5 separate regions of the Homo sapiens genome follow, and regions 1, 2, 4 and 5 are each linked to region 3. A link is a contact called in ENCODE Hi-C or POLR2A ChIA-PET data. All regions are on one chromosome and are shown on one strand. The core of a region is the stretch at or near the end of the contact, and the rest is flanking DNA. Distances in the headings are between cores, read along the strand shown.

Region 1 (2,700 bases), core at 101-2,600, 390 kb before region 3:
ACACAGAGCGAGTGTGACTGCAGAACTGAGAGACGCAACACCGCTGGCTCCGCAGACGGAGGAAGGAGCCGCAAGCCAAGGAATAAAGGCATCGCCTAGGAGCTGGAGGAGGCAAGGAAGACTCTTCCCTATGGCCTCCAGAGAGGAACACAGCCCTGCCAGCACCTGGACTGTAGCCCAGTGTGACTTCCAACCTGCAGAACTGTGAAATCATCAATTCCTGTTGTTTAAGGCATTGAGCTTATGGAAATGTGTTACAGCGGCAAGAGGACACGAATCCTTGCTAAGTCTGTGGACTCTGAAAGTGTAACTCGTGAGCCAATAACTTATTTTTATTTTGATACGAGTCTCGCTTTGCCCCAAGGGCGCGTGGGGGTGGGGGAGGGGGAAGGAGGGGTGGGAGGAGGCACCCACGTGGTACCTTATTCCAACAGTCATGGGACATCCACTCTTCCAGCAGACCTGCTTTTGCCCTGCCCAGCTCCTGGGGGTGCTTACAGATTCTACACCGTCATGGGACTACCTGCTTCTGTAGCCATCGTAAACCCTTCTGAAGCTCTGGGTCCCTGGGGGCTTCTGTCTTCTTGTCACCAGGGCTGTGAACATGGACATGGTTCCCCTCTCCATCCCCACACCTGCCGTCAGCATTTCTCTTAGACCTCACTGGCTCTAAAACCAGTCTCAAGAGCTCTCTGCAGGCACCCAGGGGAGAGGGGAATGGTCTACACGTCTCACCAAAAAGGGGTCCCCTTGGAGTCTCCACTCCTCTTGATCTCCCCAGTCCCTTGGTCATCTTACTCACCCGAGGTAGAAAAGCACAAGGAAAGTCAAAGGGCTGGGCTCCAACCCCCCACTTCCCGCTTAGAGCCTCAGAGAGCCTCCGCCAAGTCATCTAGCCTCTCTGAGCACAGCCTCCTCATCTGCCACTGGCCAGAGCTACCTACTCACAATGCAGTTGTGAGGCTTACTGGGTACTGCGTGCCACACCTTGAGCACAGCACCTGGTGTTAAATGCCAGTCAATGGTTCTTCATAAGCTTAGTGATGAACAGGGGTCTCTGCGGGTGAATATCACCCTGCCCCAGGGCTTCTCCTAGATCCATGGTGGATGTTTGTCATACACTTGGGTACTTACCAGTCTGTTCTGTGTCCGTATTCCTTGTCCCAAAATTGTTTGGTCTCACTTGCTTTCTACACCCCCTTTTTTTTAAAAAAAATCTGGCAGTCCCCCGAACCAGAATGGGTTGAGTGACTCCCTGCTTTCTACACCTCTAGAAAGTTCTAGCGGTGCAATTTTCTCACTACCAAAAACGGAAACAAGTTCAGCTGCCTGGAGAAGCTGCCAGACGGGCTGTAGACCACGTTCCCTTTAAACCACGGCCTGCGTTGTGACAAGAGTCTGTGGGCAGCCAGAGGGAGAGGAAGATCCAGGGGCTCTTTCTTTCTTTAATGGAAGTGACCCAACTGTGTTTAGAAGCTGAAGGGAAGGAATGGCTAAAGAAAAACAAATTGAAAGTACAGGAGAGGCCGTGGTGGGATGGGCGGGAGACAGAGGAAACAGCAGGCACCTGCCACTCTGAGGTTTCCTGGGAGCCTGAACAGGAACAGGTCAGGGAGCTGTAGCTGCGGCGTAGCCTCAGAGCAGAGAGCTGAGACCCAGCGGCAGCTCCAGGAGCGGGAAGGAGCCTGGAATAGGAAGACAATGAGAGCCCGGGCGTGGGTCTCGGATCCTCCACAGGAAATGCAGGCAGGAGTCATTTCCTGCAGCAAAGAGTGTAATGAGCTGCCGAGTCCTGGTCAACTGGAGCCCTTTCCCACAGCCACCAGGCTTCCCTGATCTCTCACGTATTTACATTGTGGAGCCTCAGTTTAGATAGCTGAGTAGGTAAAACTTTAAGACAGGGTCTTGCTCTGTTGCCCAGGCTGGAGAGCAGAGGCACGATCTTGGCTCACTGCAATCTCTGCCTCGCGGGTTCAAGTGATTCTCCTGCCTCAGACTCCCGTGTAGCTGAGATTACAGGTGCGCACCACCACGCCTGGCTAATTTTTGTATTTTTTGTAGAGACAGGGTTTCAGCATGTTGCCCAGGCTGGTCTCAAACTCCTGACCTCAAGTGATCTGCCCACCTCAGCCTCCCAAGGTGCTGGGATTAAAGGTGTGAGTCACTGCACCTGGCTGAGTGGGTAAAACTTTAATATAGAAGTATAGTATTACATGAAAATAGTATAGAAGTATAGTATTACATGAAAATAGTATAGAAGTATAGTATTACATGAAAATAGTATAGAAGTATAGCATTACATGAAAATGGTATTATGGCTTTTTTGTATGAAAGGCCCAAATACAAAAGCATTTTAAAAGCTGTTCCTATTACCATAACCATGTTTTCACACTCTACTTAATAACAGACTTCTCATGCACATGCATTACAGATTGCATCCGTAGGTGGTCCATGTGTGGAAAAGACCACATACCCAGTCTTCAGAGATGGTTCTCTTGGGGCCACAGATTCAGTCTTCCTAGTTGGAAAACTCTGCATGTCCTTTCTAATTTGCATAGACCACAGGACACCTTTCTCGCATTTTAGTCCACACTTATATTGAAGTTGGGCAGGAAGACAGAATTCTAGTCCTAAAAATGAAATGCATAGTACAAGTATCTCACTTCCCTTGAACAGCCACGAGAGCATTGCTGACAGCAG
Region 2 (2,700 bases), core at 74-2,573, 460 kb before region 3:
GCCAGCAGTTCAAGACCAGCCGGGTCAGCATACCAAAATCTTGTCTCTCCAAAAATTTTAAAAATTGGCCAGGTATTGTAGGGGCACCTGTAGTCTGAGATACTTGGGAGGTTGAGGTGGGAGGATCGCTAGAGCCCAGGAATTTGAACGTGCGGTGAGCATGATCCAGCCACTGCACTCCAGCCTGGGTGACAGAGTGAGACTGTGAACAACAACAAAAAAATCAAGTTTCCTGGATCTATACAAAATTTTCAATTTAACAAATTTTTATAAAAATTTGTTTTAAAATAAACACCCCTCTAAATGGCAAAGCTAGAACAGAATCTGGTCACAATCTATAGGTTAGATATAGGATGACAGGGAGGAGCAAGAGCTGAACACATCAGCTGCAGCACCATCTACTTTGCCTGCGACTCCGTTAGCAGGCCCACTTTGCCCTTTTATAAATTATCTGATCAACAACTAAGAGATTAAAATTCGATCTATGTTTTACTCTATCTGAATCCTCAATATAATGAAGAACTTTATAATTGTTAATTTATGGATATAATTTAAGTTCATTAAACCATTATTTCCTTCCTATATCCTCTCATTCTTCCACAAAAACCTCTACCTTTGGGTGTTTACTTTTACAGACACCCACGCACACACCCCACACGCACGCACGCACATGCCTTATCTTTTAACTCAAGATTCTCATCTTCCTTTGGGGAGAAACAAACATCATGAGCCTTGAGGTCCATTTTCTGAGGGAAAGGGGGGGGCGGAGGCGGGATGAATAGGTTTTTACCCGGTATTTTTTATCATAAACGGGGAGGTACAAACCGCAAAGAAACACTAGTCGCTTGGTGGGCCACCACCTCTGGGGCTCACTGATCAATCGCACCCAAACTCATTTACTAATTTAAAAAAGTACTGTGGCAAGGCTCGTTTACGTAAGTCTTGGAGAGAAGCCGCCGCCACAATCTGCCGCAGTCTCGTGCGGAGTCACGGCCACCGAGCTCTTCACTTTCCCCAAGAGGCTCCCACGCCTTCCCCATCCCCAAGGGAGCTAGGCGGTCCCTCGCGGCTCTGAGTCCCTCGGGGAAGGCCGCGAAGAGAGGCCGCAGGCGCCCTGGCGAGAAGGGAGGGCGGGGGCAGCGGGCGGCGGGCAGCACCCGGGCTCCAGTTCATGACCCCGTTATTCCACAGAAAAATGGAACATTCCGCTCTTTCCGCCCACAGAGGGGAGGTGGGGGGAACCCTTCGATCTAGTCTGGGAGAGGCGACGCGGACGCAGCCACCGGAATCCGGGACGCGAAGAGCCGCGTTACGGGAATCGCTACCCCTCGGAGTCCCGCCCCCTCGTCGACAGGCGGCCACTGGACCAATGCCTGGGCGCAAAGGGTCTCTCAGGGGCCAATCAGCGCCTAGGTCCCGGTAGGGGGCGGGGCGCAGCGTTGGCCGGCCGGGGGCGCAGCTGGGCGGGATTGGGGAGCGCCCCGCCCCGCCGCGGGACTGGGGTGGCGCGCTACCTCTGCGGAGAAGGATCTGACAGTGTTCCGGAGCCGGGGCGAGCAGCCAAAAGGCCCGCGGAGTCGCGCTGGGCCGCCCCGGCGCAGCTGAACCGGGGGCCGCGCCTGCCAGGCCGACGGGTCTGGCCCAGCCTGGCGCCAAGGGGTTCGTGCGCTGTGGAGACGCGGAGGGTCGAGGCGGCGCGGCCTGAGGTGAGGAGGGGCCGGGTGCTGGGTCGCGTAGCTGGAGTTAGAGTGTCGGTGGTTTCGGACGGGCTATCTGGCACTCGAGGAGACCTCCCTTCCCCCTGAGAGCAGCGCCCGGAACTTGTCAGCCCAGCCTGGAAATCCCCACATTCCTTCCCCTTCCTGCTCCCGGACCTCCGAATTCTACTTCCACAACTTTGTCACCTCGATTATCGCAGCCCTGAGTACAAACTTCACCCAGGCGCACGCACGCACCCCTCTTAACGCCCGCCCCGCAGAACGCCCTTCAAGAACAAACCCCCCTTTTTGTTACCAGATCCCACGTTTTTCCCAATCCCCTTTTCATCTCCCCTGAAATTCTATTCGCTCCGCACTTGTCTTCATTCTCGAGGTGGATTTCCCTTCCCCAAAGCCGTTTTTTCATCTTGAAATCGTAACGTTTCAGCTTTGTTGAAAGTTCACAATGCTTATAAACACTATTAACGTTTCTTTCCTTCTTTTGATCTTTTCTATTAATAATTATCATTCCTAACGAATTCCACATCTCACTGTATCCCAAGGAGAACAAATCAGTTTTTAAAATTTTACCTCCTCCGACCTAAACTTTTGAAGATAGTGCAGGAAGCAAGGGTCTGTTCTTCAGTGGATGAACAGCATTTTATTTCATAATCCGAAACTGAAAAAAAAAAAAAATCACAGGTTAAAAATAAGACGTCACCTTTTTTTTTTTTTTTTTTTTTTGCCTTCAGAAGGAAACGCATTTTGGCTTAGTTTGTGAAGTATTTCAACAATTATACTGCCTTAAAATAACTAGTTATTAGAATGCCAGGGTGAATTTTCTGAAAGATTGTGGTATTTGCTTTTGACAGTGCTGTAAACAAACCCTTTAAACTGTGTATGACTGCCAGCTTCAAGTTGGAACAACTCTTAATTTGAAATTACGGACTCAGATCATCAGTTTAGCTGTGTGCCATTATGTTAATTTCTTAAATTCATGTTA
Region 3 (2,700 bases), core at 17-2,516:
TTAACTCTAGATAAAGCCACTATCATATAATCTTTTCTGGGTTTCACTTCTTCCTCCAGACTGGAACACTGGGCAGCTTAAAGCTGTAAAAGCTTTAAGCAATTTACACCTGAGAAAGATGGGCCATTGTTTATCATGTGGCTTTCTTTACTTCCAGAGTTACAAGGGCCTCAGATTGCAAGGTCACAATAAATTCAAAGTACTTGTGATGTCTGAGTATTAGGTATTTATTTAAAAAATCCCCATTTTACATATTAGGAAACTGAGATTACTAAATGTGGGCTAGGGTCCTCCTGGGTATGGGGCAGGGGGAGTGCTTGCTGCTGTTAAAGAAAATTATCCTGACACTTGTCAAACACATGAATAATTTATTCAAGATTATTACAATAAGGGTCATGACTATTGGAACAGGAGAGAGAAATTGAGCTCAACTCAGAATACAGCAAAGACAGCAGGGGATTTATAGCCAAGGAACAGGCACCGTGTCTGTGAGGGAGGTGACGGTGGATGGAAAATTACTAAGAGGAGACATCAAGGGTAGAGGGATTCTGGCTAAAGGCAGGTCAAGGGCTTCTACAACAAAGGTGTAATATAAGGAATCTAATCCGATATTAAATATCAAGAATTCAACGGTGATCAGGTATCGAGGATGGATGATTTAGCATGCTTCTTGCTAACATTTGGGCTCAGCCAGGACACAGGGAGGTCAACGTTGAGGCCTAAGTGAGAAAGGGCTCAGAGGTACCAAACTAAAGGAGAGCGTCTCTGTTCCTGCCTACTCTGACCTCTTTTCCCCCCTTAAACTCAGTGGTAACAATCTGACCTGTTTATTACCTCATCCCCATGGAAGGGGTGGGGAGTGGCAGGCAGCCGGTGCTCTAGGATCGTTGGGTAGGGAGCCTAGCTCTCTGAAAGCAGCAATGCCTAGTGGGGGTACCGAGGCCGAGTTCGGAGACCACCTGAGCAATTGCGGTCCAGAGCAAAGCCCCCTGGATCGGAACGGGAGCCGCCCCCACGCCCCGCCCGGCTGCCGAGAGCCGCACTTCTGGGCGGATGCCGCAGGTCGGGAGGGATGAGGCCGACGGCGCTGATTGGCTGACCGCCGCGGCCTGGGGTTTCCCTGGCCCCGCCCCTGCTGCACTCCCCCCGCCCGCGAACCCGCGCGCTGCCCGGTCCTGCGCTGCTCAGCGGGAGGGGCTGGACCCCGCGTTCCTCCTCCCTGCCGGTCCCCATCCTTAAAGCGAGAGTCTGGACGCCCCGCCTGTGGGAGAGAGCGCCGGGATCCGGACGGGGAGCAACCGGGGCAGGCCGTGCCGGCTGAGGAGGTCCTGAGGCTACAGAGCTGCCGCGGCTGGCACACGAGCGCCTCGGCACTAACCGAGTGTTCGCGGGGGCTGTGAGGGGAGGGCCCCGGGCGCCATTGCTGGCGGTGGGAGCGCCGCCCGGTCTCAGCCCGCCCTCGGCTGCTCTCCTCCTCCGGCTGGGAGGGGCCGTAGCTCGGGGCCGTCGCCAGCCCCGGCCCGGGCTCGAGAATCAAGGGCCTCGGCCGCCGTCCCGCAGCTCAGTCCATCGCCCTTGCCGGGCAGCCCGGGCAGAGACCATGTTTGACAAGACGCGGCTGCCGTACGTGGCCCTCGATGTGCTCTGCGTGTTGCTGGGTACGTACGCGCCGCCGGGTCCGAGGGGCGTGTGCGGCTGTCCCGGGAGGGCTTTAGCGCAGAGCCGCGACGGGCAGCGGGGGTGTGTTGCCTGACGCGTGCGCAGCTGTGGGGCGACACACGGGGGCGGCTTCTGCAGCCGAGGGACCCCGCTTTGCAGCCTGCACCCCGGCTCCCGCGTGCCCGCCGCTGTCTGTCGCCCGCCGGTGCGATGAGCCCAGCCCTGCTTGGACGCTGTTCACGCCTCTGCGCTCCATACCTTGCTCCTGTCCTCTGTTTGCAGTTCCACTCTAGCAGAGCAGGGTGGGCTCCTCCCCTCTGTACGGTAGAGGAGCCTGGTCACTGGCCCATCTCAGTAGTGAAACTGGAGGTTTGATGCACAGGGGATTCTCAGTAGCAGGCGCCAGTGCCTGATTTATCGTGAGAAGCAGTTTAATATTTCGGCTATAAAAGGCTAGAACTAGTTCCTAATTAGAAGGTGTGCCAGGTTGTAAATTGTCAGGTTGCAAGTAGGGATGAGCACGCCAAGTTTTTGCGTATAGGTCTAAAGAAGTTTTGGGGGTGGGGGAGGATGCGGTACCCCAGACCTGTTTCCTTGTCTGCCCAGACCTTGCCATGGTGTAGCTTTCCATCTCTTGTGACAGTGTCTCAAGGAGCAGTAGACATTCTTTGGCTGCAGCAGATTTCGCATTGTCTTCCTGATTGGAAGAGTTCAGTTATGAGGCTTCTGGTTGCCAGTTACTCCTTTCTTTTGAAGAGAAAGAACTGGAATCATTTGGATAAGGGATGGGCGTTGGAAGGAGTAGTTTTCACTTTTTATGTATTGTATAAGGCAGTTATGCTGTGAACTATTTATATATGATGGAATAAACAAAAACAAAGCAAGAGCTGCTGGAGGTTTGGATAGTCCTACTCATGTTGAAGTAATCAGAATAGTAGTAGTATTGGCAAGTTCTCAGGGTGGGAGATCTGTGGCTTTAGCCACCTGGATGGAAGTCTGCGTAATGGTTTCTCAGTGACAGGAGATTCCCTCGGTTTTAAT
Region 4 (2,700 bases), core at 62-2,561, 370 kb before region 3:
GAAGCACAGAGCCTGGAGATTGACCCCACCTAACCCTAGGGCTCTGAGTTTCTCCTTCCAGCCTTCCCCTGCTCACCGCCTGGAAGCATACCCAGCCAGTCCTGGCTGAAAGTCCCTGCTGGAGCCTTGGAGATGTAACTAGACTCTTCTAGCAGCCAATGTTGGCGCTCCACCCAGACCCACTCAGCTTCCTTCTTACTGTGTGCTTGTGTTTTGCTTGGCTGGGATGACTATGAGATGTCACTCACACTCTAGATAGAGTCCCCTGCAAGATCCAGTGGGAACCCCCCTCCCTGGGGCTTTTATCTCAGATTGTACCTGTTACAGGTTGAATTGTATCCCCCCAAAGTATATACCCAGTGCCACACAATGTGACTGTATTTGGAAATAGGCCATTGCAGATGTAATTAGTTAAGACAGTGGGCCCTTTATAAGAAAAGAGGAATCTGGGCATGGAAACAGAGACACACAAGAAGCTAGCCATGTGAAGACTGAAGCAGAGATTGGATTTATGGGAGTTACTGGAGCTACCACAAGCCAAGGAATACCTGGGGCCACTACAAGCTGGAAGGGGTAAGGAAGGATTCTCCCCTAGAGACTTTAGGGAGCATGGCCAACCAGCACCTTGATGTGGGACTTCTGGCCTCCAGGACCATGAGACAATAAAGTTCTGTTGTTTGAAGCCCCCCAGTCTGCAGTGCTTCGTTTTGGCAGCCCTGAAAGCCCACCTTCATCTCAGCCTCTGCCCTGTCCTGGCCTGCTTCTGCAGCTTCCTCATCTCCCTGGAGGCACTTTTTTAAAAAATGATTGCCCACAAATCCTGGCCTGAAGAAGCCAGTGTTGGTGTCTAAACCCACACTCCTTCTCACCAACACTGGAGCTCTGAGGAGCAGGGAGATCCGGGTCTAAAGCGCCAAGTGCACTGCAGAGACTGCGGAGACCACAGGGGCGTGGCGCCGGCCCCAGGAAACCATGAGTCAACCTTGAAAGGGGAAAGCCTGGCCACACCAAGGGGCGCCAAAAGGGGAATTTCCAAGTCATCACTCTACTCAATATAAACGAATCGCCGGGTCCTTCCATCATTCAACAAGAGCTTTCTGAGCAATTACTCCAAACATCCCCAGGTGTGGTGGGAAACACAGATCCTTCCTTGAAGAAGCAGGGAGGGGCTTTGACTGTGAAAGCCATTGATTTCTTGTGATCTGCATGAAGACAGTCACCCGGGGCTCACGTGCTGGTGCTGCTTCTCCTTTGCCAACCGTCCTGGCCCATCCTGAGCTCTGCCCCAACTTGGGCCCATCTTCCTCCTCTGGCCTTATGACACAGTGGCCGGGCTTTCCGATGCCCTGCCTGGGACCACGCCACCGCTGCCTGCTGTCTCGGGTCTCACAAAACCCAGGGCGTGCTGAGCAGAAGGAACCTCATTCCAAGCCCTTATTCCAAGAGGGGAACGTGGAGGCCCGCACAGGTCAATAACCAGTTCAGTGTCACACAGCATCTGTGACCGGAATTCAAGTCACTTTATGAATAACACATCTAAGGTTGTGGGATATGGTACAAGTTGGGAATCCTGCAGATCCGAGCTGGAATCATCCCACTCCAGAGACCTTGGGCACATTACTAAGCTTGCCTGAATCCCTTTGCCGTCTATAAAATAGATCTCACAGCATCTACATCATGAGTCATGTCAAGGCTAAAATGGGAAAACCTATGTTATCTTAGCACAATTCCTGACACATACTAGTAGACAATGTATGATAACTATTACTTAATGATAGTTATACTTACAAAAATTATCTTATTATTCTCTAGTTATTATTCTCATTCTCCAGTTGCCTCCACTTTAGTAAGCAAAATTCTGTAGAATATTACTTTCTTTTGTTTGTTTTTGAGACAGGGTCTCGCTCTGTCACTCAGGCTGGAGTGCAGTGGTACAATCTCGGCTCACTGCAGCCTCAACCTCTTTGGCTCAAGCGATTCTTCCCCCTCAGCCTCTCAAGTAGCTGGGACTACAGGCACATGCCACCAGGCCTGGCTAATTTTTGTATTTTTTTTTTTTTTTTTTTTGTAGAAACAAGGTTTCACTATGTTGCCTGGACTTGTCTTGAACTCCTGAACTCAGCGATCCACCCGTCTTGGCCTCAAAGTGCTGGGATTACAGGCGTGAGCCATCGTGCACATCCAGAACATTATTTTCTTTTATGTCTGGGACTAGCATCTGTAAAGTTTCTCTGTAAAGAGCCAGATAGCAAATATTTTAGATTTTAGGTTTTGTGGGCTAGGTCGTCTCTGTCATAACTATTCAACTTAGCCACCGTTGCACAAAAGAAGCCATAAATAATATGTGAGCAAATATGTGTGGTTGTGTTAGAGTGAAACTTCATTTACAATAACAAGTGTCCAACCAGATTTAACCTGCAAGCTGCAGTGTGCCAATACCTGATCTAGGACCCTTATAATTGATGATCACACAGTCGTATCTGACACAAAGCCAAAAAAAACCTAAGTGAATTTAGCATAACTTTAAAGTGTATTTTATAATATTTTTAAAGTCGATAATCTGTGTCTAACAGAAATTTGATCAATCAGAAATTTTATTAAGAATGACAATAAGCCAGGAGCAGTGGCTCACGCCTGTAATCCCAGCACTTAGGGAGGCTGAGGCAGGTGGATCACCTGAGGTCAGGAGTTCGAGACCAG
Region 5 (2,700 bases), core at 56-2,555, 310 kb after region 3:
AAGGCTTTTAAAAAATCACTAATTTACCCATACTAAGCACCAGTCACTTTACATAAATAATCTCACTCATCTTCACAGCAACTCTATTGAGGCCAGTGTAACTTTTTTTCCTAAAGACCTAGGGCTCATGGACCTGGTCCTCAGGCACTCTGACCCTAAAGCCAGAGCTCCTCACCATGAGCCATACCACACCAACTCTAGCTGGCTGACCTCACATCAATTCAGTTTCTGCATCTACTCCTGGGTCAGAGAGTCTCTCACTCTATTCCAGCTCTACCATTGGATTACCTTCCACCGCTGTTAGGGTATCTTGTTTCTTACTAGAGGCTCTTTCACTACGACTACTAGGTATAAGGGGAAAACAAGGTGCCCAACATAGGGGGGTGGGTACACAAAGATTCCAATTTCAGACGACTGTTCAAATTGGATGAATATGAGTGGTACTGAGAAAGGTCCCTCGCCTAAGGATGCCCCTCCCTAGGAGATGCCTCGGACTCAGGAAAATGCCCATTCCTTGGAGAGGTGTTGGCTTGGGAATGGCAACTACGACTGCGAAGAGACCAGCCAAACGTGGCGATGGGCCGCTGAGGCCACTAGGAAAGACAGGAACAGGGTTTTCGGGGATTCGGTACTTTCCACTGTGGCGTTTTCAGAAAGTGGAGGAGGGTTCGTAGTGTCACTTTTTCTTAACGGACGGTCTTTTAAAGGCTGTGCTCACGCGCCACTGCCGAGAAGAGTGCGGGGCTTGGGGAGCGGGGCGGGCTCTTGGCGTCAGGCCAAAAGAGACCACGTGGAAATCCATAAGTCAGGACCCAGGATAAGGTTCAGGTTTGAGGGAAGGGGCTTCTGTAATAAGGGGGCTGTTCCAGGGCATCCCTGCCGGTATTCTACATCCTTACTAAATCCTGCAGGAGCGCAAAGGCCGGAGTCTAGCGCTGGCGGGTGTCACTCCACGTTTATTTCGTGCGCCTTGTGGCTGGAGTGGGAAGAAAAGGAAATAATCGTTAACTTTGCCATTCCCCCTGTCTGTAAGCGGGAAGACGGTACCCAGGGCGAGGGAGACCGGCGTTTGCCCGCCCCTCCTTCTCCCTCTCTTCGCCTGGCGCGTCCGGGAGGCGGCGGCGCCAAAGCTCGCCGAAACGGCGCTGGCGGGCCGGGGCCCCGCGCTGGCGGCTCCCGGGGGAAGCCCGGTTGCCAGGTTGGGTTTAACGCCTCCGCCCGCGCGCAGATTGTCCCGGGCTGAAGGCGCCACCTCTGGCGCTCAGGCGCAAGCCACCCCTCCCGCGCGGCGGTCCTCCCCCTCCCCCGCCATCTCTCAGCACCTCCTCGGCAGCCCCTCGGCTCCTTCTCGGTCACGCGCCTGCCCCAACCTCTGGCTGGCTTCGGAGCCTGCAGGCACTGAAGGGAGTGCAGGGTGTGGATCGCTGCCCCAGCCCGGGCCGCCGCCTCCGAGCAGTCGGCACCCGGAGGCAGGAGGCACAATGCAGGCGTGCGGGGGCGGCGCGGCCGGCCGTCGGGCCTTCGACAGCATCTGCCCCAACAGAATGCTGGCACTGCCGGGCCGGGCGCTGCTCTGCAAGCCGGGGAAGCCGGAGAGGAAGGTGGGGCGGTTGATTCGGGCCGGGCGGGGTCTGCGCGCTCGGTGCCCCGAGGGCTGACCCGCGTTCAACGTTTGTGTGCCCGGCCAGTTCGCTCCTCCGCGGAAGTTCTTCCCCGGATGCACAGGCGGGAGCCCGGTGTCGGTGTACGAGGATCCCCCGGACGCCGAGCCCACAGCGCTGCCAGGTGAGCCCCGTGGCACCCACGCTACCCCTCGGGTTCCCCGCGCCGGGAGGGTGCGGCGCGCACAGCTCGGAGGAGCTTCTCTCCCCCGGGCTCTGACGTCCTAGCTGCGAGCCTGGCGGAGAGGCTCAGGGCCCGCCCGGCGCGTGTCTCCCGGTCTCCCCGCGCAGCCCTCACCACCATAGACCTGCAGGACCTCGCTGACTGCTCTTCGCTACTCGGGTCCGACGCGCCGCCTGGTGGTGACCTGGCCGCCTCGCAGGTACCTCCCCTTCTCGTGGAGCCTCGTGGTTTCACGCAACCCAAACCCTCCTCCGGGGTGGTGGTTTTAATTCCCCAAAAGCTCCTCTCGGGTCGGGAGCGCAGGCACACTCAGCTGGTGAGGGGAAGCATTGTGCAGGCACCTGAGCCTCCCAGATCAGAACTTCTACTTGCATCCTAGTATGTTATGAAGACCACATATCCACTGGAGCTGATTTGACCAACTTGATACAGTCGGGCTCATCTGGAGGCCTCCCCTCCTATTTCCCACCCTATCTACTCTTTGGAGCTGTGACAAGATTGCGCACTGAGAGACCAGGCGGGTGGGTGGGAGCAAAGTTGCGCACTGGGAACCTGTTGCATTCCTATCAGTTCTCCCAACACCCCCTTCCTGGCCATTTTCATTCCGTGGGTATATAAGAAGAGTGGAGGTTGATGGATAACTTCTCTATCAGGACTGGAAAAGAGCAAGAGAATTTGCAGTTGGAAGAAGCAGGAAGGACAAAGGACTCTGGAAGTAATCTTGCAGAAAATGTTCTTCTCTGCAGAGACAGTCCTTCAGCAATTGGGCGCTTTTTCAAAGTCCTGTTCAGCCCTTCGAAAAGCTCTAGTCACTTGCCGTGATGGGGCAAAAAGGCACTTGACTTTTTTCTTTTC

The links. A loop is a pair of places that touch in the nucleus more often than their neighbours do. ChIA-PET counts read pairs that join two places held with the same protein, here RNA polymerase II (POLR2A). Pooled maps may share reads with other maps.
Region 1: a loop to region 3 is called in a map of endothelial cell of umbilical vein, with 3 times the contacts of the local background. The contact joins the enhancer-like site here to the promoter of PLPP1 in region 3. A Hi-C loop is called at or near these places in 2 of 168 maps with a recorded cell type or tissue (chondrocyte and endothelial cell of umbilical vein), 8 of 37 single-sample maps with no recorded cell type and 6 of 50 pooled maps. POLR2A ChIA-PET finds 5 or more read pairs at or near these places in 1 of 52 experiments (activated T-cell).
Region 2: a loop to region 3 is called in a map of natural killer cell, with 6 times the contacts of the local background. The contact joins the promoter of IL6ST-DT here to the promoter of PLPP1 in region 3. A Hi-C loop is called at or near these places in 4 of 168 maps with a recorded cell type or tissue (B cell, CD8-positive, alpha-beta T cell, natural killer cell and 1 more), 1 of 37 single-sample maps with no recorded cell type and 15 of 50 pooled maps.
Region 4: a map of GM12878 shows a loop between it and region 3 (2.4-fold over the local background). The contact joins the enhancer-like site here to the promoter of PLPP1 in region 3. A Hi-C loop is called at or near these places in 2 of 168 maps with a recorded cell type or tissue (GM12878 and chondrocyte), 11 of 37 single-sample maps with no recorded cell type and 7 of 50 pooled maps. POLR2A ChIA-PET finds 5 or more read pairs at or near these places in 1 of 52 experiments (activated T-cell).
Region 5: a map with no recorded cell type shows a loop between it and region 3 (7-fold over the local background). The contact joins the promoter of MCIDAS here to the promoter of PLPP1 in region 3. A Hi-C loop is called at or near these places in 1 of 168 maps with a recorded cell type or tissue (endothelial cell of umbilical vein), 5 of 37 single-sample maps with no recorded cell type and 12 of 50 pooled maps. POLR2A ChIA-PET finds 5 or more read pairs at or near these places in 2 of 52 experiments (AG04449 and HEK293).

Annotation. Positions count from the first base shown.
Region 1 is chr5:55,922,326-55,925,025 of GRCh38, reverse strand. It overlaps IL31RA (interleukin 31 receptor A), which reads right to left. Exons shown (of 15, transcript NM_139017.7): 15 at 2,176-2,700. Among named protein-coding and RNA genes, the nearest start is that of IL6ST, 71 kb to the left of the region's middle. RefSeq lists an enhancer at 1,594-2,194. Within about 2 kb of position 1,350, at least 10 of the 41 ENCODE cell types and tissues checked have a DNase peak (open chromatin) inside an H3K27ac peak, as active enhancers do; they include endothelial cell of umbilical vein, where a contact is called at or near this core.
Region 2 is chr5:55,993,790-55,996,489 of GRCh38, reverse strand. It overlaps IL6ST-DT (IL6ST divergent transcript), which reads right to left and starts at 1,323. Exons shown (of 2, transcript NR_102755.1): 1 at 936-1,323. IL6ST (interleukin 6 cytokine family signal transducer) reads left to right here and starts at 1,527. Exons shown (of 17, transcript NM_002184.4): 1 at 1,527-1,706. RefSeq lists an enhancer at 974-1,485, cis regulatory regions at 1,074-1,747, 441-2,700 and a silencer at 1,317-1,796.
Region 3 is chr5:55,533,530-55,536,229 of GRCh38, reverse strand. PLPP1 (phospholipid phosphatase 1) reads left to right here and starts at 1,266. Exons shown (of 6, transcript NM_003711.4): 1 at 1,266-1,658. The coding sequence starts at 1,601. It also overlaps the pseudogene RNF138P1. RefSeq lists an enhancer at 744-813 and a silencer at 1,044-1,683.
Region 4 is chr5:55,901,827-55,904,526 of GRCh38, reverse strand. All of the region lies in intron 8 of IL31RA (interleukin 31 receptor A), which reads right to left. Among named protein-coding and RNA genes, the nearest start is that of IL31RA, 52 kb to the right of the region's middle. RefSeq lists enhancers at 625-1,124, 686-1,335, 1,125-1,626. Within about 2 kb of position 1,311, at least 2 of the 41 ENCODE cell types and tissues checked have a DNase peak (open chromatin) inside an H3K27ac peak, as active enhancers do; they include GM12878, where a contact is called at or near this core.
Region 5 is chr5:55,225,920-55,228,619 of GRCh38, reverse strand. It overlaps MCIDAS (multiciliate differentiation and DNA synthesis associated cell cycle protein), which reads left to right and starts at 1,305. Exons shown (of 7, transcript NM_001190787.3): 1 at 1,305-1,601; 2 at 1,689-1,785; 3 at 1,953-2,044. The coding sequence starts at 1,482. LOC124900978 (a long non-coding RNA gene) reads right to left here and starts at 2,002. Exons shown (of 2, transcript XR_007058773.1): 1 at 1,323-2,002; 2 at 1-976. RefSeq lists silencers at 1,046-1,135, 1,286-1,435, 1,486-1,555.